Linked DNA regions of Homo sapiens: all the other regions are linked to region 7. The links are chromatin contacts, found by Hi-C or POLR2A ChIA-PET in ENCODE. All regions are on one chromosome and are shown on one strand. Each heading gives the region's core, a stretch centred on a gene start or an enhancer-like site at or near the end of the contact. The rest is flanking DNA. Distances are from core to core; before and after follow the strand shown. Region 1 holds the start of LINC02709 (long intergenic non-protein coding RNA 2709). Region 2 holds the start of ZNF143-AS1 (ZNF143 antisense RNA 1). Region 3 holds the start of LINC02989 (long intergenic non-protein coding RNA 2989). Region 4 holds the start of WEE1 (WEE1 G2 checkpoint kinase). Region 5 has its middle 28 kb from the start of WEE1. Region 6 overlaps MICAL2 (microtubule associated monooxygenase, calponin and LIM domain containing 2). Region 7 holds the start of EIF4G2 (eukaryotic translation initiation factor 4 gamma 2).

Region 1 (3,142 bases), core at 12-2,511, 1.0 Mb after region 7:
AAGGCGGGAAGACCAGTTGGGGTAATATTAAAATATTCCAGATGATGAATTAGGGCAGAGACACAGGGGCTTCAGAAAAGAAGATTCAAGGGAGAGACAGGAAAGCAGCTCTGGGAACAAGCCCAAGCCAGAAGGGCAGGCCTAGATGGAAAACTGTCTAATAGGGGGCCTCAGTTTTGCAATCACCAGCTCAGCCCAAGCACTGTATTTGCCCCAGATCTCAAGTGGAACCAGGCCTCCTGCACATTCTGCACATTTGGGGCAGAGTTCCCAAGAAGCCCAATCCAGAACCAGTCCTCTCTGGGCCCTTCAGCAGAGCACTCTGTCCTGCATCTCAGGTCTCTGAGTAAGTGGTATTTCCAGAGTACACATGCCCCCACCAACTCATCTCACAGCTCAGCCTTGGCTACAGAAAGCCAGGGCCTCTTCTTTGTTAATTTTCTTCAACTCCTCAGAGGTTGGGCCTCCGGCCCAGTGAAGTCAGGGTCTGGGAGGCAGCCCTGGCTCCCTGCCCGCCCACAGAGGATATATTTGGAGCAAGACAACTCCTTCTGGACACAGAGCTTGGGACCCACCCCGCAGGGCTGCCCCAACCAATTTTACTGAGTATCCACGCAGTGTGGTTGTCACTCACGTTTTCACTTGTTAGTTCATTCATTTGTTTACTCATTCATTCATTCCACAAACATTTATTGATCTGCTGGTATGATGCAGCAGGTACAACAGGATGTGTGGTGGGCACATATCTGTATATGTGTGTATATGGGTATCTCTAAGCAAGGATGGCAGAACACACTCTGGGTGCCCTCCCTCAGGGTTCAGTGGTGATGATGACTCACACTCAGGTGTATATGGCATCTGTGGGGACCTGTGTGCAAGTACATGCAGGCACGTGCTCTCTGAGGAGGTAGCTATGACTCAGTGGCACGCGGCATCTGTGGGTATCTGTGTGGATATGTGTCTGAGTGCAGGCATGAGCATAGGCGCTTGCTCCCCAGGGGGTGGGGGAAGTGGTTGTGACTCAGCTGCACATGGTGACTGGGAGCCTACAGGCCAGCTGTGACTTTATGGCTTTGCTTATTTGCCAAGCCAAACAGTTAGTGTTGGGCGTAAATATTCTATCAGAGTGTGCATGGAATAAGTCCTGAGCTAGGGACCTCCAGCAGGCAGGAGAGACTCAGTAGTCTTGGCCCAGCAGCATCTGTCCCCCGCCTGCCCCCTCCACCGTAGGTATACAGGTCCTACCCTCCCTCCCTCGCCCTCTCCACTCCTGCCTCCTGGAGACTCAGCGAGCTCGTCCCTCATTGACTCTACATCACCCCTCACCCACCGGTCCCAGGTGCACACACGAGACCAGGCCCAGAGGTACAGGGCTGTGGCCTTCGAGCTGCCAGCCCAATCCATTTTTCTACCATACCAAAAACCCCTTCTTTTTCAGCCCTCATGACCGCGTCTTCCTCCAACATCCCAGCCCCGGTCGTAGGCTCGGCAAGCCCGCTCCAGGGCCCACTTCCCATCTCGGCGGCCGCAGACCCGCTGCCTCCCCATCGGCGCGGCCCCATCTTCACCTCTGAGCTCCTTGCCCCTCTCTCCCTGGCTGTCTCTGTCCTTATCTGTCCCAAGTCTATCTTTGTCTCTTCTCGAGCCGGGCTGTCTGCAGCAGAGGCTTCACCAGAGTGGAGGTGCTGACAGAGTGCGGGGTGTGGGGAGGACAATCTGTGTCCCTTCTTGAGCCTTATCGGGAAAACTTAAGTCACTGCTCAGGGCTCAGACTGGAATTTCGCCCTAGATGACCTTGCTGGGTCTGCTGGGGCCTCCGCAGGGACAGCCAGGGTCAAACGAGTCAGGAAACAGGCCCCTGCTTGTGGGCCGCCTGCCCGCCCTCATCCCAACCAGGCCGCCTGCAGCGCCCTCGGCGGGAGACGCCGGGGAGGGGAGAGAAGGGAGGAGACGGGAGGGGCGGCCCCGTCTTGGGCACTCGCAGGGACTGGCGGGAGGCCGTGTGGGGCTGGAATCGTGACCACGGATGCCGCAAGGCCACAGGGCCCTCCTCGGGGTCCCGGCCGGAAATCCTCAGGGGCCCGAGGAGGAGCCGGGGCGGCCACCCGACCACCTCCCCGCGGGCCGCAGGCAGGCGGCGCGCCGTACCCGCCGAGAACGCGGGAAGAGGCCATCGCGTCTGGACACCTGGGCTTCGTCCCAGAGCCGTCACTGCTGTGTCCCCTTGGGCAACTGCCTAGCTCCCTGAGCCTCACTTTTCACACCTGGAACATAGGAAAATTGCGCCCACCTTCTGGGTCGTGGCAGATAAAATGAGTTCACGTCAGGGCTGGCTCTCAGGAGGCGCTCAGTGCTCGTGGCTTTCCTCCCCGGTGGACAGAACCCCGGGGCAGCTCCCCGCGCCCTGACGCCCAGAGCGGAGCGGCCCGGAGCGGAGCGACCACCGCACACTGGACCCGACCCTAGTCGGCCCCGCGCGCCCGGGTCGGGGCTGGAACCTGCGGGCGTGGCGCACGCCTGCCACCTGGCGGCGAAGCCCCCAGGCCGCCCGTCCCGCCCACGGCTGCGCGCGTGCGCAGGCCTGCACCACCCAGTCGCCCCCACCACGCCGCGCCCCGCCTCCCTCGCCCAGGGACTTCCTAGGCCACGCCACGCCGCTCCACCAGCTCAGGGAACCCCCTTGGCCGTGCAGACCTGCGCCACAGGGTCGTTTCCTCCCCTCCTTCCCTCGAAAGCGTATGCATTTCGTTGCCCCTGGAACTGGGGTCATTTCAGGACCTCCCAAGGAGGGTCAGGATGGTGGTATTGGCCTTAGGGGACGCGGGCTCAGGTTGGCGGTTGAACCGCATGTTCCTGTTTCAAACAAACCTAAATGTAGGCCTGGAAGGCTGTGCACTGAAATCCTAGTATTAGGTTGGTGCAAAATTAATTGCGATTTTTGCCATTGTAGGTTGTCTGCAGAGTGAGATTATGGCGAAGCATTTTATTCTTTTTACAAACCTGCTTTTTCTCAGTTTTCCACATTGGGTATGTATTGGTGATAAGGAAAAAAAAACTACAAAAGATATTTTTTGAAAAAAAAAAATCACATGGAGAGAGAGAAAAGGGGACGAATTGGCCTATCAAGGGGGTTTCCGGAAGT
Region 2 (2,738 bases), core at 1-2,500, 1.3 Mb after region 7:
TTCTCACTTGATTATATCAGCTGATTTAGACACTTCCAAAGCAAAGGCTGACGCTGATTTTAAACAAATAATGGGCTGGCAATGGTATTCTTCTTTCCTCTTTTTAACTTCGTTATTATGTGGAAAAAACAAATGTCCAAAGCAAAAGGGGAAGGAATAAAAACTAGTTCGCGTTCCACAATAATACGTTTCAAAGAGACTTATAAGAATTTGTTCACTCTTTTGGCCAAAACTGGAGAAAAGGGAGGATAAAATTGTAAATTTCTAATATCCGATGTTAGACCTCAGTAACCTTTTTTTTTTTTTAATAGAAGAAAGGGTGAGGGGGAAACAATCTGCCCACGATACGCATGGGAAGCAAGCGCTAGGTGAGACCGGCAGGTCCTGGGAGGGCCTGGGCCAGCCCTGTCCCCGGCGCCCCCGCTGCGGCCTGGTGTGGCCCGTGGGCCCGGCGTCCCAGGCGGCGGAACTCTGCCTCGGCGGCGCCTGGGGACTCGCTCTGCGCGGAGGTCAGGCCGAGAAACGCGGCCAAGGCTCCCGAGGGCTCCACCCTCCCCTCTTTCACTCCCTCCCCTTGGCGGTCCCCTGAGGGAAACAGGCGGGGCGCATCGCTCAGAGACAAGCTGGGGGGAGTTGAGTCCTCAACGAAAAAAGCTCCGCCGCCTAGAGTGGCGGCCGCGGGTTATTAATAAACTCCGCTTCTGCCCAGACGCCGCTACCGCGGCCGGCCCATAAAATCGGCAAGGCCTGCGGCGGAGGCTGAGCAGCGGGAGCCGGAGCCCGGGCCCAAGCGGGCCCGCGCCGCCGCGCTGAGGGCGGCGGCCAGGCGGAGAATAATGCACACTGGGTAAAAACACATTTATATACGAACCTCCGAGAAAATTTTCCAACAATTCCTTCGTCCGACCACCATGCACCAGGACAGGAAACAGCCGTCCGGCCCCCAGGCCCCGCAACCCGCATAGTGTGTCTGAGGCCCGCCCCCAGCTTCCATTGGGCTGTCATTACATCACTCACAGGACGCTTCCGGTTTTCCATTGGCCCACGTTTGGTCGACGCGAAAGAAAACCGCCCTAGCCGCGCCCACTCAACTGACGTCAGCCAAGCCTGACTTTACAGCCCGCCCCTGAGTGGCTCGCGCAAAGTGCAGAATCAAAGCTCCTGTGTCTGACTGGTTGACATAACCGCTTATCCCAGACGGACCCCGCCTCACTGACTAGCGAGTCATACCGATTCTGGGGCCCCAGCGGGAGGCGCCATTTTGTAGCGAGGGAGGGAGGCTGGTCCTTGTGATTACCCGGGAGGGAGCCGGGGTGACGAGCGCCATTTTCCCCACAGGGGCGAGGAGGCGGCTTTGGTTCTCCCGGTGGGCTTGCCGGAGTGCGTTCTGCAGACCAGAAGGGCTTTGTCTGGCGATTGCTGAATGCTCAATAGCAGCCTGCTGGGAGGGAAGTCGAAGGGAGAAATAGGACAGAAAGAGAGACCTGACCTCTCCCTGGAGGCTCTCAGTGTCGGCCGAGGCCCTTGGTCTTGCTCTAGGGCTCTGCATTCCCGAGAGCTGCTGTATGCCGGGGATTGGCTTCCAAGCCTGCCTGAGCTTCTCCAGTCTCCCGGGCATCGCCATGCGGTGGGAGGGTGAGCCTTCCTCTCCTGCTGAAATTCCGGCGGCTTGGCAACCGGCCGGGGGGTCTTGGATTCCTCGGGGAGACACCACTGATGCTTTGTGGTTTCACGTAATTTGGATTTAAAAGTTGAAGGCGTCAGAAATGGTTGTCGCTACGGTCTTTTGTATGTTCTTGTGTTGCGAACTAATAAAGGAAAGTCAAAAGGGTGGGAGAAGCATTCAGTCTGGTTCCCTAAAGTTACTAAGAATGGATACAAATTAGTTGTGGCCGTTGCGGTTAATGCTTCTTGTAGCTCTTAACCCAGCCCTTTCTAAACCTTTGGATATACTTACTAGTCAGTTCCGAAGGTACTCAGTACAAATTTGCGTTGGCGCACCAGGCCGACTAAAGATGAGGTGGGTGTATTAGACTCAAAATTTCTTAAGTCGGCCAGGGGGTAGAATTGAGCTACCAAGAGAATGAGAGACTACCCTGTTGTAACAGATTTGGATCGCGCTTAGAAAAACAGGGAGAAAGCTGGATGATGTTCAACTTAATGTCTTGCATTTCAGACGATTATCGAATGGACGGGGATAAATAAAAACGATGTTACAGATAGCCCTCTAAGTGTGGATAGTAAATATTTTGATTTACAATTAAGCCTACCTTGAGGTGCAGGCCCTAACCAACGGATAGTTGAGTAATAGGGGCCTAGACGCCAATGGAAAGAAAATGGGACTTTAAGCTTTGTTTGAACATATATTCTGTTAATAAAGAAGTTTAAATCAGTTCGGATTACTGTTTTTTGTTTGTTTGTTTGTTTTTTGAGACGGAGTCTCGCCCTGTAGCCCAGACTGCAATGCAGTGGCACGATCTCAGCTCACTGCAACCTCCGCCTCCCAGGTTCAAGCGATTTCTCCTGCCTCAACCTCCTGAGTAGCTGGGACTACAGGCGCCCACCATCACGCCCGGCTAATTTTTCTGTTTTTAGTAGAGACGGGGTTTCACCATGTTGGCCAGGCTGGTCTGAAACTCCTGACCGCGTAATCCGCCCACCTCAGCCTACCAAAGTACTGGGATTACAGGCGTGAGCCACCGCGCCCGGCCCGGATTACTTTTTAAGCCCTTAAAATA
Region 3 (2,752 bases), core at 124-2,623, 1.3 Mb before region 7:
CACTTTCAATAAACACTGTTCAAAGCAAATTTCAAGGCCGGCCCATATTCAAAGGGTGGGGAAATGGATTCTGTCTCTTGATGGGAGGAGCTACACGGTCACATTGCAGAGGGTGTGGATTGAGGATGCAGAGGGTGTGGACTGGAAGGGATAGACGATTGTGGCTGTTTTTGCAATCAGTCTATCACAATAACTAATAAGGATATAAGAAGTTTGCTAGGAGCCGCGTATAGTGGCATGCCTCTGTCATCCCAGCTACTTGGGAGGCTGAGGCAGGAGGATTGCTTGAGCCTAGGAGTTTGAGGCTGCAGTGAGCCATGATCATGCCACTGCACTCCAGCCTAAGTGACAGGAGGATGCTGTCTTTAAAAAAAAAAAAAAAGAAGAAGAGGAGGAAGAAGTTAGCTGGGGAGTGTAAATTACAAGTTCCTCCTCTGTTTTCACTGACATCATTAGTTAGGCCTCCATTGCTCAGCATTACCTTTCACTGTTTTAGCTTTCCAGCCTCTATGGAGAAAGGAAAGACAGAAAGAAACCGTGAGGAGCTGTGTTTGGGTGGCCAGCCAAACTTGCCAAGTGCTCCAGTCCTGTGGCTTTCAACAGAGCTGGGCGACGCCCTGGTGCACTGTGGCAGTTTCTCAGGGCTACCACAAGGGAAATGGTTGAGTGTAAGTGTGAGAAACCCTGAGTCCCCACCTTAACCAGGGCAGTACTCTTCTTTCCTTGTGATTTCCTTTGGAGAAAGGTTATGCATCTTTAAAAAATAAAAATATTTCAAATCCAGTGAACTAGTCTAACCTCTCAATCTTACAGAAAAGGAACCAGTCTTAGTGAAATGGAGTGTTCTATTCTACATTACTCTGCCACTGAGTGTCTTGGCCGGTGTCAGACTCCAGGCTGCTGACGTGCCATCCTACCTGAGCTCATTCTTCTGCCTGACTCACCCCTCCCCTCACTGGGTTCAAGAGACAGCAGATTGCTGAAGCCCAGAGAACAGAAGAGAACTGAGGAACATCAGAAGGGATGTCCCTGACCTGTCACTGCTCCAATTCTCTACTTTCCCACCATGGTCCATAGTCCTTGAATCCTGAGCCTCAGCCACCACCCTTCCGCACATACACACCCTTACGTGATGATCCTGACAAGGCTTGGCCCCCAGAACCACAGACAATTCCAGGCATCATATTGGCAGGCAGGCTGAGCTGGCTGGTCAACCCCAGGGTGGAGCAGGGCACACTTGGGGGAGCTGATCCTGCAAGGGCAGATGGAGCTCCATCTGGGAGAAAAGCTCATTTCCCAAGAGAAAGCTTGGTCTTGTTTGGAGCCTGTGATCTCCTTGTTCTCCTCCCAGTTTGTTAATTCCATTTCTTCCCAAGTTCATTTTTTTAGGACATGGGCTATTTATAGCTCCCCCTAAGTCCTTTCCAGTCTGTTTCCTGTTCAAGTATACTGCATTAGTCACCAGAAAGTGTCTCAAGCAATCTCTGTGTCCCTGCCTGATCCCGGCCACAGGGAACACGGGGATGCTGGTCAGACTCAGGGTGGATCCCCTTGGAGAGATGGGAAGCAGGAGGCAGGAGGCTGGCTAAGGGGGCTCATGGGGGCAGAGGGAGCATCTCTTATTCCCCATCCTTTGTGGTATCAAGCCCTGAGTCCTTCCTGGAGTTTATCTAGTCCTTGGAGACACGGAAACTGCAGGGGCACCTCCATTTGGCTGCATATTTTTGCCATTACTTGATGACCTATTTGCATGCAGCTCCTTGCAGAGAATTTCCTCTCAAGCCATATAGGGTGATTTCATTGCACCACATGAAGCTTTTATTTGCAGTCAGTGATCAAGGCTCCTTCCTGACTTCCTCCTGCCAGTCCCACATCCCTCCTGTCCACTGTGACCTGCCTAGGCTGCTCTGAGCTCCCTGCAAGCTTGGTTCTCTCCAAGTGTGGTTGCTCCAGGAAATTACCAGCTTTATCTGAGGAGAAGGTGCTGGAGATCCAAGCTGAGTTTTTGTATCAGCAGGATGCCAACATTGCCCAGCAGCCCTGGCCACCTTGCGGGCTTTTATCAGCCTCCACAAATCCCTAGCAAAGGAGTTGAGTGCAGGGTTTCTGACCCTGAGCTTGCTGACACTGAAGGGTCAAAGGAAAGAAATGCGGAGGGAAGTCCGAGGTTTTGTTTGCACAGCTAGTCATCAGGCAGCCTACATCTCAGAGACCAACATTTTCCCAAACTGTAGTCTCAGTACTCCCCAGCCCCAAACAAAGGGACTTAATGTCCCTTGAACAAAGCTTCCGAGGGCCTCAGAGATAACTTGCTCTAGGTTCTTCTTAAGGGGCAATGACCTCTGTAGTCCCAACCTCAGTGTTGCCCAACTCAAAGCAGCAAGGGACCAACTGATACCCACTGGTCACTGAGCACCTGCTTTATGCCAGGCTGCCTGCTGAGTGCTTCAGAAACAAGCCCTCTGAACCCTCCGAAAGAGTCTTGATGAGAAGGTGCTTGAGCTAAACGCAATCTTCCTGTCTCACTCAGAGAGGTGGCATACACACCAGCACCCTGAGCGGAGGAGGTGGAGGAAATCGGGCATACAACATGGATGCCAGGTTCCAGCCCAGGCCCAGGCATCCCAGGGCCACTCCTGAGCTGTGATGCACACCAACAATCTGGCACAACTATTTTTATTTCCACTTGGTTTCCATCCGAGGAAATCATGAGACTGTCTCCCCACATAGCACACTCAATTACATCCTTGGG
Region 4 (2,803 bases), core at 171-2,670, 1.2 Mb after region 7:
TTAGGATGAGTCTGTAGGACTGTAAATGCTTGGAAGGCCAGCCTTTACTCCCAAGTCCAAGCGTAGTCTCCCTGCATGCCCCAGACCTTTCCCCCATCCACGCCACACGACACGACACGATCAGGGCGGGACAATTATTTTTCTTTAAACTCCTTCTGCCCGCGCCGCCCAAATTACAGGCCCGATCGCCGCGTTTAAAAGGCATCCTATGGCTCGGGAGTGTCAGGTGGCCGGGCCGGCACCCTCCAGCATCCTCGCGAACCGCGTTATCGGTGCCGCACTCGGGGCTGACACGCTCGGGGCGGCCCGGACTCAACGGGCGGCAAATCCTTGGCCACCCGGACGGGCCGATCGGCCCCTTTGTAAGATGAAGTTCCAGACGAGGCCCATTGTTCAGTTACATAATCTCAACGGACAACCTCGGGGCAGGGCCAAACACAAGGGCTGCCAACTTTGGGGGGCGGCGCAGGAAAGCGAGGGGGGAGCGGCCGGCCGCTTCTGTAACCGAACCCAGGCAGCGGCGCTGGCCCCTCCGGCGCCGCGGCCCCGGCCGCCGGGTGCCCGCGCCCGCCGCTCTCACCTTGGGCGTGTGCGGGGTGTCGAAGAGTCGCAGCTTGCGGAAGGTCTTGTGTGGCGGGGTGCCCGGGTGGTCCGGCCGCGGCGAGCGGCGGCCTTCGCCCGCCCGGCGCGCCCCGCAACCCCGCGGCGACGCATCTCCTGGGCCGCCGCAGCGCACCGGCGAGAAAGAGCTACCCAGGAAGTAGGGGGCCGCCGGCGACTTGACCGGCGACGAGGAGCCGAAGCCCTCCTCCTCCCACGAGTCGCCCTCCGCCCCACCGCCCGCCTCGTCCGCGCCCGGGCAGGCGCCGGGCAGCAACAGGTCCTCCTCCAGCTCGCCGGGGCTGCCGGGGGCCGGCCCGGGCGAGCGGCGGCGCTCGGGCCCGGGCTCCGTGGGGCTCCGCGCGGGCGGCAGCGGCGAGTCGGGCTCTTGAAAGGCCGAGTCCTCCCCGGTGCTGTGGCCGCTGCCCTCCTCCTCCTCCTCTTCTTCCTCCTCCTCACAGTCGCTGCAGGGCGAGAAGATCAGCTTCTGCCGCAAGGTGCAGGCCGCCCCGGCGCGGCGGGGTGGCGGCGGCTGCTGTCGGCTCAGGAAGCTCATCGCGGCCCTGGGGACGGGGCCGAGGACAGGAGAGCGGAGGCCTGCGGGGTCCAGGACACTGCGGGCCTGGGGGCGGGTCCGCCACGTGCGGCTGGGCGCGCCTAGTCGCAGCCGCGGCGTCTCTGCGCGGCGGCGGCCTGCGGCTCCGGGGCGCTCGGGCTGCGGACGGTGGCGGCAGCGGCGGCGCGGACTTTCCGGCAGAGGCGGGGCGGCCCGAGCACCGAGGCTGAGGTCTCCTCAGGTCCAGTCTCAGGTTCGGGCTCCGCGGCTTCCCGCGACCGTTAACCACGTGAGTGCCCAGTCCACCAATCCCAGTGCAGCTCCGGGTTTGAAAAAAAAAGGAGGGCGCGACGTAGCCCGCGGGGGAAGGACCAGCTACGCGATTTTGGCGGGAACCCGCTGGCTCCACCCCCGGCTCGGCGCCAGCCAAGTCTGGGCGGGCTGTGGTGTTCCGGGCCTATGAGCGAGCCTGGGGCGGCGGGGGGCCCGGCCCGGCGCCGCCCGAACACCGCCCGGACGGGGCTGGGCCTTCTGGGAGGGGCAAAAGAGAGCTGGATTCGCCTAAGCCGACCCGAAAGCCGGCCTGGACGCACCCCCCTCGCTGCTCCTCCGGTGCTGGGGGATCTGAAGAGGGGCAGGCGGCCGGGCAGCGCCTCCGGGTCTCTGCGAGCTGGGAAGAGCCAGGGACCGAATGGCCTTCGGCCGCTGCCCTCGGAGGCCGCTTCTTGCCCCTCGTCCCCTGGGGCGAGCCACTGGGGCGTAGTGGGCGTGGCAGTGGGCAGCCACGTTCAGGGTCGAGGTCTGAGCCGGAAATGGTGACTCGGGCCTCGGGACCTTTCTGAACTGCGGGAGCCGATGTGCTTAGGCTGGACACTGGCTGGGAGGAGGCCTCCGAGCCCCATTATTTCCCCGGGGTGGGTGACTGTTAGGGGCGGGTGTCAGCACAGCGAGAAGAGCTCTCCCAAGCAGGGGTCCACCTCTGCCGACCTTGTCCGCGGCCAAAAGAAACAGCAGCACAGTTGCCCACCACGAAACCAAGTGCCCGGCACACGATCTCCGTGTTTACATTTGTTCGCCAGCACGTGGGCATGCGTTGGCAAAACCGATTGGCCCGGCTCGCGGCAAACTCAAACGCAATTTTAAAAAATTTCCCTAGTGCTTCGTTAAACTGATTTAATCTGTCCCTTAATGCACTTACACGTTTCTTCCAGTTTTCTTTTTTCTTTCTTTGTTTATTTATTTTTTTTTTTTTTTCTGAGACGGGGTCTTGCTCTGTCACCCAGGCTGGAGTGCAGTGGCACGATCTCGGCTCACTACAACCTGCAACCTCCGCCTTTAGAGTTCAAGCGATTCTCATGCCTCAGCCACCCGAGTAGCTGGGATTACAGGCGGCTGCCACCACACCTGGCTAATTTTTGTATTTTTAGTAGAGACGAACTTCCCAATGTTGGCCAGGCTGGTCTCCAACTCCTGATCTCAAGTGATCCGCCCGCCTCGGCCTCTCAAAGTGCTGGAATTACAGACGTGAACCACCGCTCCCGGCCTCTTCCAGTTTTCTGTTGTAAACAACCCCGTGGTGTATATGCTTCCTTCTCCATGTTTTTTGTTTGGTTTGGTTTTTTTCGACACGGAGTCTCGCTCTGTCGC
Region 5 (3,125 bases), core at 392-2,891, 1.2 Mb after region 7:
CCACTGCCCTCCAGGGCAACAAGAGCGAAACTCTGTCTCAAAATAAAAAAAAAAAGAAAAGAAAAGAAAAGAAAAAGAATATTAGAATTTGGACTGCAATTAGAATATTAGAATTAGAATATGGGCAGCCACCCTAGTGGGGATTACTACATCATTGCTAAGTAATTTTTTTTTTCTTTTTTTCTTGAGACAGAATCTCACTCTATCACCCAGGCTGGAGTGCAGTGGCACGATGTTGGCTCACTGCAACCTTCACCTCCTGGATTCAAGCGATACTCCTGCCTCAGCCTTCCGAGTAGCTGGGATTGCAGGAATACGCCACCACATCCAGCTAATTTCTGTATTTTTAGTAGAAATGGGGTTTCGCCATGTTTCCCAGGCTGGTCTCAAACTCCTACACTCAAGCCATCTCCCTGCCTTGGCCTCCCAAAGTGCTGGGATTACAGGGGTGAGCCATCATGCCCAGCCGCTAAGTGTTTTTCAATTCTTTCCCACAACACAGTCAAATAGCCTTAGTACGTTGCCCATGATAATGAGGTCATGTGCCAAAACACGTAAGAACATGGCTGAGACCTCTCTCCTTGCTCTGTCAGTCCCTCAGGCCCCTGGGCTGTCCTCTGTCTCCTGGCTTCCAAGGCCTCAGCCCCTCTCCCAGGCTGCTTGCAAAAGTGTCTACCCAAACCCTCCCTCTGTGTTTGCTCCCTCTGAGTTGATCTCTTTTCTTATTATGCCCAAAGGGAGAGCCTTGAAGTCTTCTGGAAGGGAAACATCTACAGATGTAAATCTGCACGTGCTCCGTAAGAAGACTGGAGGTTGAGGAAGGGTTTCCTTCTAAGATCTGGTGCAGCCGGGAGTGGTGGCTCACGCCTGTAATCCCAGCACTTTGGGAGGCCAAGGCAGGCGGATCTCTTGAGCCCAGGAGTTCAAGATCAGCCTGGCCACTATGGCAAAACCTCATCTCTACAAAAATACTAAAATTAGCCGGGCACAGTAACTCCGGTAATCCCAGCTATTCAGGAGGCTGAGGCAGGAGAATCGCTTGAACCCAGGAGGCAGAGGTTGCAGTGAGTCAGGACCGCACCACTGCACTCCAGCCTGGGTGACCAGAGTAGAACCCTGTCTCAAAAAAAAAAAAAAAAAACCAAAAACCAAAAAACAAGCAAACAAACAAAAAAACCTAGTGCAGAAGAATAGGTGAGGGGAAGGGGCATTTGTGTTGCAGACTCCCCACGTGGGTCTGGGTCCCTCCCCGGGTGAGGGTATTTTCTGCCCCCCTAGATGTGTGAGCCAATGTGTGTGTGTGTGTGTGTGTGTGTGCGTGTGTGTATGTGGTCATGCATGAGCCTGTGTGACAGACCAACTGCATGCAACTGACAAGTGGGCAGCTGAGAGTGGGCAGTGATTGTCCCAGGCCCTTCCCACTCACTCCAGGTGCAAGCCGGGATCCAAGCCTTCTGCCTCTGGCTTGCAATTGAATTTGACATCTGCACTGGCCCTTGCTGCTCCCTAAGGTTTGAGCTCTTATTCACCTTCTGGCCACTTTGGTTAGCATCTCCTCCTCTAGTTTCAGCTTTCACATTAAACCGCAAACCCAGCCTGTGGGAAAGTCCTCCAGTCAACCTCACACCAGCAACACTCTTGGGGCTCAGCAGGAAATATGCATACTACTTCCTGTCGGGGAGGGAGCTAGATTCTTCCTGGTGCTGTCTGGACACCAAAGAGTAAGAAAGATAGAGAAGCAGCTGCTCTGCCAAAGGGGAAGAAATGCTCAGCTCCGAAGTACAGCTCTGCCCTCCACCACCAGCCTCCAGCTCTGTCTCTGCTGGGGCCACTCAGCATTCGGGAACCAAGAGATAGGAAGGGACCCAAGGGGACCTGTGGGTGGTAATGCTCAAGACTCAGGCACAAGGGCCTGGGCACAGAGGAGGCAGCACCAGGAACACTGGAGACAGGGGGATGGTGCAGGGGACATGAGGGACAGTGCCTAGATCAAGCCTGCTGAAGGAGCAGACGGCAGAGCTGGTGTTGCAGCAAGAGCAGCTGCTCTGGGCCCTTGCCAGAAGAAGATGGGGCTCCGAAGAGGACAGCATTGCAATGGTGACACAAGTCCTTCTCTTCTTTTCTTCCCAGGGTTGTTGTGACTCATTCCTTGATGGAAAAAGCCTAAGCTCTCTTATATACATTCCTTTCATTTGCTCATTCATCAATATTTTCAGCTTTGGTCTGAACAAGAATAAACAGAAATTCATATTTTTCAGAAGTTTGCTTATTGCAGAATTGAAACCCAGCAATGGAAAACATGAATCTGGCAGTGAAACTGGCTTCACTGGCAGTGAAACACACTATGCTCTTGCCACCCTAATAACCTGCACAGCTGCATTCCTCTGGGCCTTGTTCATGATGATGGATCCCGCTACCTAGGAAACCCTTCTGCCTCATCCACTTAGCAAACTCTTATCCATCTTTCAAGCCCTAGATGAGGTGTCGCCTCTCCTGCGAACAGCAATACCCAGCTCTTTATCCCGTGGATTCATTGCTTACCATTTGGTCCCCATAGTGACCTATGCTTGCCACAAAAGGACATTATTTTATTGTATATGGTTAGTTGTTTCTGCCTAATACCTCCACTACACTGTGTACAATGGAGAAGGAAGAAGGATTATCTTGTTTGTATTTGTATCTGTGTCTAGCACTAGCTAGTAACTGCTCAGCATTCAGGTACCAGGAGAAAGAAGGGGACCTGGGGTTGACATTGCCCAAGTCTCAGGCACAGAGGCCTGGGCACAGAGGAGACAGCACCAGAACACTGGGAGCAGGAGGATGGCGCAGGAGACATGAGGGTGCAAGGACTAGCACAGTGCAAGTCCTTAAAGTAAATGTTGCTGCACATGGTGGCTCACACCTGCAATCCCAGCACTTTGGGAGGCCAAGGTGGGCAGATGGCTTGAGCTCAGGACTTTGAGACCAGCCTAGACAACAATCCCGTTTCTACAAACAAACAAAAATTAGCTAAGCATGGTGACAGAAGCCTGTAGTCCCAGCTAGTTGGGAGGATGAGGTGTGAAGATGGCTTGAACCCGGGAGGTGGAGGTTGCAGTGAGCCGAGATCGTGCCACTGCACTCTA
Region 6 (2,957 bases), core at 110-2,609, 1.4 Mb before region 7:
TCCTGTGGCTTTGCATCTCATGCAGAGTAAAAGCCCAAGTCCTTTCAAGGGTTCCAAGGCCCAACCCCACTCTCTCTCTGGCCCATCTCTTACCACCCCCAGCCTGCCTCCTTCCAGCTACATAGGTCTCCTTGCTGTTTCCACAACATCCTGAGCACACTTGCGTCAGCACCTCTGTACCTGCTGCTCCTTTGCCTAGCATTCACTCCCCTCTAAGAACTGCACACTCATCACCTTGCTCCTTTAGGTCTCTGCTCAAATGTCACCATCTTCTAGAAGCCTTCCCAGGACATCCTATATCAAACAGCAACCTACTCTCCTCTCCCTGCCCTGCTGTATCTTCTACCTAGGATATACACACACCTGACATACACACACACACACACACAGACTCCCCACACATTTGTTTATTGTCTCTCTCTTTCTCTCTCTCTCTCACTGATAAGAACATAAACTCCAAGAGGACAAGGATTTTGTCTGTTTTCTTTTTTTTGTTTTCGACCCAGAGTCTTGCTCTGTTGCCCGGGCTGGAGTGGAGTGGCGCAATCTCGGCTCACTGCAACCTCCACCTCCTGGGTTCAAGCAGTTTTCCTGCCTTAGCCTCCTGAGTAGCTGGGATTACAGGCACCCACCACCACGCCTGGCTAATTTTTGTATTTTTAGTAGAGACAGGGTTTCACCATGTTGGCCAGGCTGGTCTCGAACTTCTGACCTCAGGTGATTTGCATGCCTCAGCTTCCCAAAGTGCTGGGATTACAGACGTGAGCCATCGTGCTCGGTTTGTCTGTTTTCTTTACTGCTATGTCCCTAGCACCTGGCATGTAGCAGGCACTTAAAATGATTTTTTTTTTTTAAGCAGAGTCTTACTCTGTTGCCCAGGCTGGAATGCAGATGTGTCATCTCATCTTGCTACAGCCTTGATCTCCCAGGCTCAAGCGATCCTCCCATCTCAGCCTCCCAAGTAGCTGGGACTACAGGTGCATTCCACCACACCAGACTACTTTTTTGTATTTTTTTGTAGAAATGGCATTTTGCCATGTTGTCCAGGCTGGTCTCAATCTCCTGAGCTAAAGCAATCTACTCACCTTGGCCTCCCAAAGCACTGGGAGTACAGGAGTGAGCCACCATGCCTGGCTGAAAATGATTTTTTGAATGAATTAATAATTGCGAAAAGTTTAACTCAGGGATGGCAATTTAAAATATAAGGGTAAATGGAAACAGTTTGGTGGTTCCTCAAAAAGTTGAATTAGCATATGACTCAGCAATTCCACTCCTGGTATATACCTAAAATAACTGAAAACAAAGACTCAAACTGATACTTGCACGTCAGTGTTCATCACCACATTATTCATCTTAGCCAAAAAGCAGAAAAAAAAAAACAAGGGTTCCTCACTGGATGAATGGATAAACATATGCAGTACATACATAGGATAGAATATTATTCAGTCCTAAAAAGAAGGAAATTCTGGCATATGTCACAGATGAACCTTGAGGACATCAGGCCAAGTGAATAAGCCAGCCACAAATACTGTATAATTCCACTTAAACGAGGTACCTAATAGTTAAACTCTAGAGACAGAAAGTAGAATGGTGGTAGGCAGGGGCTGGGGGTGGGGGTGGGGAGGAGAGGGGAGTGACTGATTATGGGTACAGAGTTTCATTTTTGCAAGATGGAAAACCTTCTGGAGATGAATGATAGTAATGGGTGTACCACAATGTAAATGTACTTCATGATACCAAATTATACATTTTAAAATGGTTAAAATTTTATGTTATGTATATTTTACCACATTTTGCTTGAAAAAAACCTCAAACTCAATTCAGTTACTGGAAAAGTTTTAATTATGACTGGAATAACTTGGATATGTAAATCTACTTTTTTCAACTGTAAGTTTTATAAAATTTAAATACAGATTAAGTATTTCTGACTAAAATTTAGCATCTGAATTGAGATGCTCTATAAAACACACACCAGATTTCAAAAACTCAGTACGAAAAAATGTAAAATAGCTTTAAATAATTTCACAGTGATTACATGCTGAAATAATAATAATTTGGATATATTTGGTTAAATATATTTTTAAGATTGAAAAAGAAAAGAATGAAATTCCAACACATGCTACCATGTGGACAAACCTCAAAAATATTATGCTAAGTGAAATAAACCAAACACAAAAAGACAAAGACAATATGATTCCACTTACATGAAATATTACAAACAAATTTACACAAACAAAAAGATGAGAGGGTAGCAGGGGCTGAGGGAAGAAGGGAACAGGGAGTTTTTGCATAATGGTCACAAAGTTTCTATTTGGAGTGAGGAAAAATCTTGGAAACAGGAAGCGGTGATGGTTGTACGTCATCCAGAATGTAATTAATGCCGCTGAATTAATTGTACACCTAGAAATGGTTGAGATGACAAATTTGTTAAACATATTTTACCACAATTTAAAAAGACACATTGGGAATGCCAGGGGCAAAGAGTAAATGCAAGAGCTCATTCTCTTAAAGCTAGAGAGGAGCAACAGGCAGCTGCAAGTAAACATGAGCATGTTCTCCTTGGCTGGAAGGGGACATGAAACTTCCCCTGGACTTAAGTCTTGTAGATTTGAACTTAAAAAACATCTCCCCCTATATATTCCTCAGATTTTGACAGCTGTCCCCTGCAGAAAGGGTCCTGAGAATAAAATCTTTCCACTGCAGATTTCCCATAGACCACCCTTTGGTATAGCTCGCTACCCTGTATTTACATCTCTTAAGACTGTAAGACCGATAGCAGGAGGTGTAGAATACGCCAGGTTGCAGTGAAATCTGTCACATAGAGCCAAAGGCTCTGAGCAGCCTCTGAAATTATAATAGACTCGGTTTATCTTTCTAAGAAGCTGCATAGAAGTTTGAAATGAGTAACTTTTTAATGTAATATAATTATAATACATAAAAATATATGTATATACTAT
Region 7 (2,845 bases), core at 224-2,723:
TTAGAATATCTCTTCCAAGTTTTAAAGTTCAAGTAAAATTGATGTAATAGCAATAAGTGTAGTAACAGTAAAGTAGGGAATGGTGACTATTCTATAGCAAAGATCTACAGATGTTGGAATTGTGTTAAAAACCTTCAGAGCCACACCACAGCCTTCTATTACATTTAAATGTCGTAGGAAAAACTGCAATTTTCCGGAAAATTGTATTAAGGACCAGGTGCTCTAATACCAAGAGCTGTTTTGACACATCAAAGGTTAAGTTTGGGTCTTTGAAAATCCTGCCTCTTACTGAACACTTTAAAAGTCATTCATGTTAAAACACACACATTCTTGCCTTTGACTATACACTGTAAAAGTACTACATGTTAAAATGGAGATGGGGACATTTTTGTTGTTTAAGTTTATGGAAGTATGACTCCATTTTAGTATAGCTACAATGTCGCAAACGATGGAATAAGGTACTCATCAATACATTACCTGGTAAGTATAAATAGTTCAACTTGCCGGCTTTGAAAAGCTTAATCCTATTTCTTATGGTGAACCTTAAATAAAATGAAAATACACAACTGACAATGTTTAACGTGCACTTAAACAAACAAAAAACAAAAAAAAACAGGAGCTAGCAATTCGAAATCCTCCAAACACCCGCGGAAGTCTGACACACAGGGTGTTTTCCTCGGTGACCGCCAGCCGGACATTCCTATGGGAAAAGCAGCTTCTTCTGTGCGGTTCGAAGAAAATCAACCCCTTCCTTTCATCACTTTCTCATTCACTCTGCAGGGGGTGGGCCAATAAGGAGCTGAATGAAGCTCCCCTTTGGCATCCGGGCGCACGTCTCGCCTCCTCCCCACTACTTTCTGGGTTCCCTAAGGCTGCCGAAGCCGAGGACCTGGAGCCGGGTAGTGTCCCGGCGCTGCGCCCGGGGGCTCCAGGCCTCAACCCGAAGGGCTCAGCCCCGGGAGAGGCCAGGCACGCGAGGGCAGCCACAGCTCCAAGGGGCGCCAAGAAAAGCAATGCTCACTCGCCACGCACAGGGTTCGGGGGAGGTAAGGGTGCGTTTTCTTCCCATATTCCCGGTGAGAAAACGAGGTCGAGGGAAAAGGGGATGATACAACTGGAGCATGGCATATGGACTCAGTGAACAAAGGGACTGGAGCAAGAAGCAGCAGCCACGCCAACGCAGACTCAAAAGGGCTCTCCGGCTTTACGCACGCAACCCTCATCTCGACAGCGCTCGGCGCCCCTTACGCCACTGGCTCAGCCTCAGAGACTTCGCGAATATGGCTTTGCGCACTGCGGCGGGGCTGCGCCGCAACCGAGCTCAGCCCTGTGGCTCCTCCTCGCTGCCCTGCGCGGATTGGTGGCAGACGGCAACCGGGCCGCTGATTGGGCGGCGAAGGAGCCATTCGGGGAGACTCTGGTGGGTTCGGCTGCCCCAAGAGTGATAAGTTCGGCTTCAGACACGCCTTAGCGCCAGCAGTGAGTCGGAGCTCTATGGAGGTGGCAGCGGGTACCGAGTGGCGGCTGCAGCAGCGACTCCTCTGAGCTGAGTTTGAGGCCGTCCCCGACTCCTTCCTCCCCCTTCCCTCCCCCTTTTTTTTGTTTTCCGTTCCCCTTTCCCCTCCCTTCCCTATCCCCGACGACCGGATCCTGAGGAGGCAGCTGCGGTGGCAGCTGCTGAGTTCTCGGTGAAGGTGAGTTGAGCCGCTGCCGCCGCCGAGTGGAGCGCTCTAAAATGGCCGCCGTCCCTGGTCGCTTCTTCTCGAGTGGTACAAAATGGCGGCCGCAGGCGGAGCCGGGTGGGGCGACCCTTTTTTAGCATTTCCTCTGCGCTTCAGATACCTGGAAAGTCTTGGCTTTTGTTCTCTCTTCCTGTTGCTGACGGAGTAGAAGGAAAACGTCAGTGTTGGCCAGGCCGCCGTGCGGTCATGGCCGGATGGCCGACGCCTGCAGGGACGAGGCCGTGGCGGACCGAGGCACGGCTGTGCTCGGACGGCGAGGGAGCGTGGCTCGGACCGCTAGCGCCGTGGCGGGAGGCACGCGGGCCGGCAGGGAAGGCCAGGCCGTTGGCGCGGGACCAGGGAACCGCAGGCGTCCCGGAGCCTGGCCTCCCGGCGGGGAGGTGTGTAGGACCTGGAGTCGGCAGGGGCTGCCCTTCGTCGGGGAGGAAAGAGAGAGTGATGATTTCTGCCCCTTTTGTCAGCAGAGGAGGCCGTGGCGAGGCGGTTGTCAGTCCCGGGGGGATTTATGGTGCAGGAGGGGGCCCGCTTGGAGGCGGCGGGTGGGCAGGAGGCCGCCTTCCTGCTTGGAGAACAAAGAGCTGGGCGCCGGGCTGGCGGGGGTGGCCTCAGCTGCTCCTCCCCGTCGAGCGACCCGGGCCTCGCGGGGAGGTTGTCGGAAGCACTTCCCTAACTTGCGCCTGGGTGGGAGGAATGCTCCGCTCTTTTGTTCCCAGGAAGGGAAAAACGGGGCGGAGGTTCCTGCTGCCATGTTGTGGCCCTGGTCTTCCGCCTGCAAGTGCTAGTCCTGTACACCCGGCCCCCTCTCGCGCGTCTTTCCACGAGCTCTCCACGGGGAGGAGGCGAAAGGGTGGACAGGGGAAAACTGCTGAAGAGCTTTCGGAGAGACCTCATCTAGTCGCTGGCCTCGTCAAGGCAGTAAAAATTCCTAGGGCAGACATTTTCCACGTGATGTTGCTCGTGTCTGTAGTTAGACTTTTCTATTGATCTCAGTGCTCAGTTTTAAAGATAGTAGAATGTGGCTTTTTCAAAAGATTCGTTCTGAGCCGTTTAAAATGCTCTTGTGTTCTACGAAGTCTCTTTGCATCCTTGAACACCGGGGAATT

Evidence for each region. A loop is a pair of places that touch in the nucleus more often than their neighbours do. ChIA-PET counts read pairs that join two places held with the same protein, here RNA polymerase II (POLR2A). Pooled maps may share reads with other maps.
Region 1: a loop to region 7 is called in a pooled map, with 9 times the contacts of the local background. The contact joins the promoter of LINC02709 here to the promoter of EIF4G2 in region 7. A Hi-C loop is called at or near these places in 1 of 37 single-sample maps with no recorded cell type and 5 of 50 pooled maps. POLR2A ChIA-PET finds 5 or more read pairs at or near these places in 2 of 52 experiments (MCF 10A and activated B cell).
Region 2: a map of CD8-positive, alpha-beta T cell shows a loop between it and region 7 (25-fold over the local background). The contact joins the promoter of ZNF143-AS1 here to the promoter of EIF4G2 in region 7. A Hi-C loop is called at or near these places in 3 of 168 maps with a recorded cell type or tissue (B cell, CD4-positive, alpha-beta memory T cell and CD8-positive, alpha-beta T cell), 5 of 37 single-sample maps with no recorded cell type and 11 of 50 pooled maps. POLR2A ChIA-PET finds 5 or more read pairs at or near these places in 12 of 52 experiments (B cell, CD4-positive, alpha-beta T cell, CD4-positive, alpha-beta memory T cell and 7 more).
Region 3: a loop to region 7 is called in a pooled map, with 2.1 times the contacts of the local background. The contact joins the promoter of LINC02989 here to the promoter of EIF4G2 in region 7. A Hi-C loop is called at or near these places in 1 of 50 pooled maps. POLR2A ChIA-PET finds 5 or more read pairs at or near these places in 2 of 52 experiments (activated naive CD4-positive, alpha-beta T cell and naive thymus-derived CD4-positive, alpha-beta T cell).
Region 4: a map of heart right ventricle shows a loop between it and region 7 (11-fold over the local background). The contact joins the promoter of WEE1 here to the promoter of EIF4G2 in region 7. A Hi-C loop is called at or near these places in 3 of 168 maps with a recorded cell type or tissue (CD4-positive, alpha-beta memory T cell, ascending aorta and heart right ventricle), 1 of 37 single-sample maps with no recorded cell type and 14 of 50 pooled maps. POLR2A ChIA-PET finds 5 or more read pairs at or near these places in 11 of 52 experiments (CD4-positive, alpha-beta T cell, CD4-positive, alpha-beta memory T cell, HEK293 and 7 more).
Region 5: a pooled map shows a loop between it and region 7 (5-fold over the local background). The contact joins the enhancer-like site here to the promoter of EIF4G2 in region 7. A Hi-C loop is called at or near these places in 7 of 50 pooled maps. POLR2A ChIA-PET finds 5 or more read pairs at or near these places in 4 of 52 experiments (CD8-positive, alpha-beta memory T cell, PC-9, WTC11 and 1 more).
Region 6: a pooled map shows a loop between it and region 7 (5-fold over the local background). The contact joins the enhancer-like site here to the promoter of EIF4G2 in region 7. A Hi-C loop is called at or near these places in 7 of 50 pooled maps. POLR2A ChIA-PET finds 5 or more read pairs at or near these places in 2 of 52 experiments (Caco-2 and MCF 10A).

The regions. Positions count from the first base shown.
Region 1 is chr11:9,757,652-9,760,793 of GRCh38, reverse strand. LINC02709 (long intergenic non-protein coding RNA 2709) reads left to right here and starts at 1,261. Exons shown (of 3, transcript NR_033972.1): 1 at 1,261-1,365; 2 at 2,951-3,027. It overlaps SBF2-AS1 (SBF2 antisense RNA 1), which reads right to left and starts at 2,501. Exons shown (of 3, transcript NR_036485.1): 1 at 2,291-2,501. RefSeq lists silencers at 2,052-2,171, 2,292-2,691.
Region 2 is chr11:9,459,210-9,461,947 of GRCh38, reverse strand. It overlaps ZNF143-AS1 (ZNF143 antisense RNA 1), which reads left to right and starts at 1,250. Exons shown (of 1, transcript NR_036539.1): 1 at 1,250-2,392. ZNF143 (zinc finger protein 143) reads right to left here and starts at 936. Exons shown (of 16, transcript NM_003442.6): 1 at 872-936. RefSeq lists a silencer at 343-552 and enhancers at 1,323-1,402, 1,463-1,562, 1,653-1,732, 1,932-2,567.
Region 3 is chr11:12,085,492-12,088,243 of GRCh38, reverse strand. LINC02989 (long intergenic non-protein coding RNA 2989) reads right to left here and starts at 1,373. Exons shown (of 2, transcript NR_186297.1): 1 at 1,124-1,373.
Region 4 is chr11:9,572,287-9,575,089 of GRCh38, reverse strand. It overlaps WEE1 (WEE1 G2 checkpoint kinase), which reads right to left and starts at 1,420. Exons shown (of 11, transcript NM_003390.4): 1 at 581-1,420. The coding sequence starts at 1,156. RefSeq lists silencers at 798-897, 1,188-1,397, 1,418-1,767 and an enhancer at 1,342-2,194.
Region 5 is chr11:9,600,092-9,603,216 of GRCh38, reverse strand. No RefSeq gene overlaps it. Among named protein-coding and RNA genes, the nearest start is that of WEE1, 28 kb to the right of the region's middle. RefSeq lists enhancers at 1,803-2,032, 2,093-2,262, 1,922-2,475, 2,523-2,602. Within about 2 kb of position 1,641, at least 17 of the 41 ENCODE cell types and tissues checked have a DNase peak (open chromatin) inside an H3K27ac peak, as active enhancers do; they include PC-9, where a contact is called at or near this core.
Region 6 is chr11:12,173,018-12,175,974 of GRCh38, reverse strand. All of the region lies in intron 3 of MICAL2 (microtubule associated monooxygenase, calponin and LIM domain containing 2), which reads right to left. Among named protein-coding and RNA genes, the nearest start is that of MIR6124, 11 kb to the right of the region's middle. RefSeq lists an enhancer at 1,334-1,383. Within about 2 kb of position 1,359, at least 6 of the 41 ENCODE cell types and tissues checked have a DNase peak (open chromatin) inside an H3K27ac peak, as active enhancers do.
Region 7 is chr11:10,807,554-10,810,398 of GRCh38, reverse strand. It overlaps EIF4G2 (eukaryotic translation initiation factor 4 gamma 2), which reads left to right and starts at 1,473. Exons shown (of 22, transcript NM_001418.4): 1 at 1,473-1,694. It overlaps LOC101928053 (a long non-coding RNA gene), which reads right to left and starts at 1,102. Exons shown (of 3, transcript NR_120540.1): 1 at 1,033-1,102; 2 at 478-542. RefSeq lists enhancers at 389-995, 1,071-1,120, 1,631-1,890, 2,621-2,700 and a silencer at 1,301-1,350.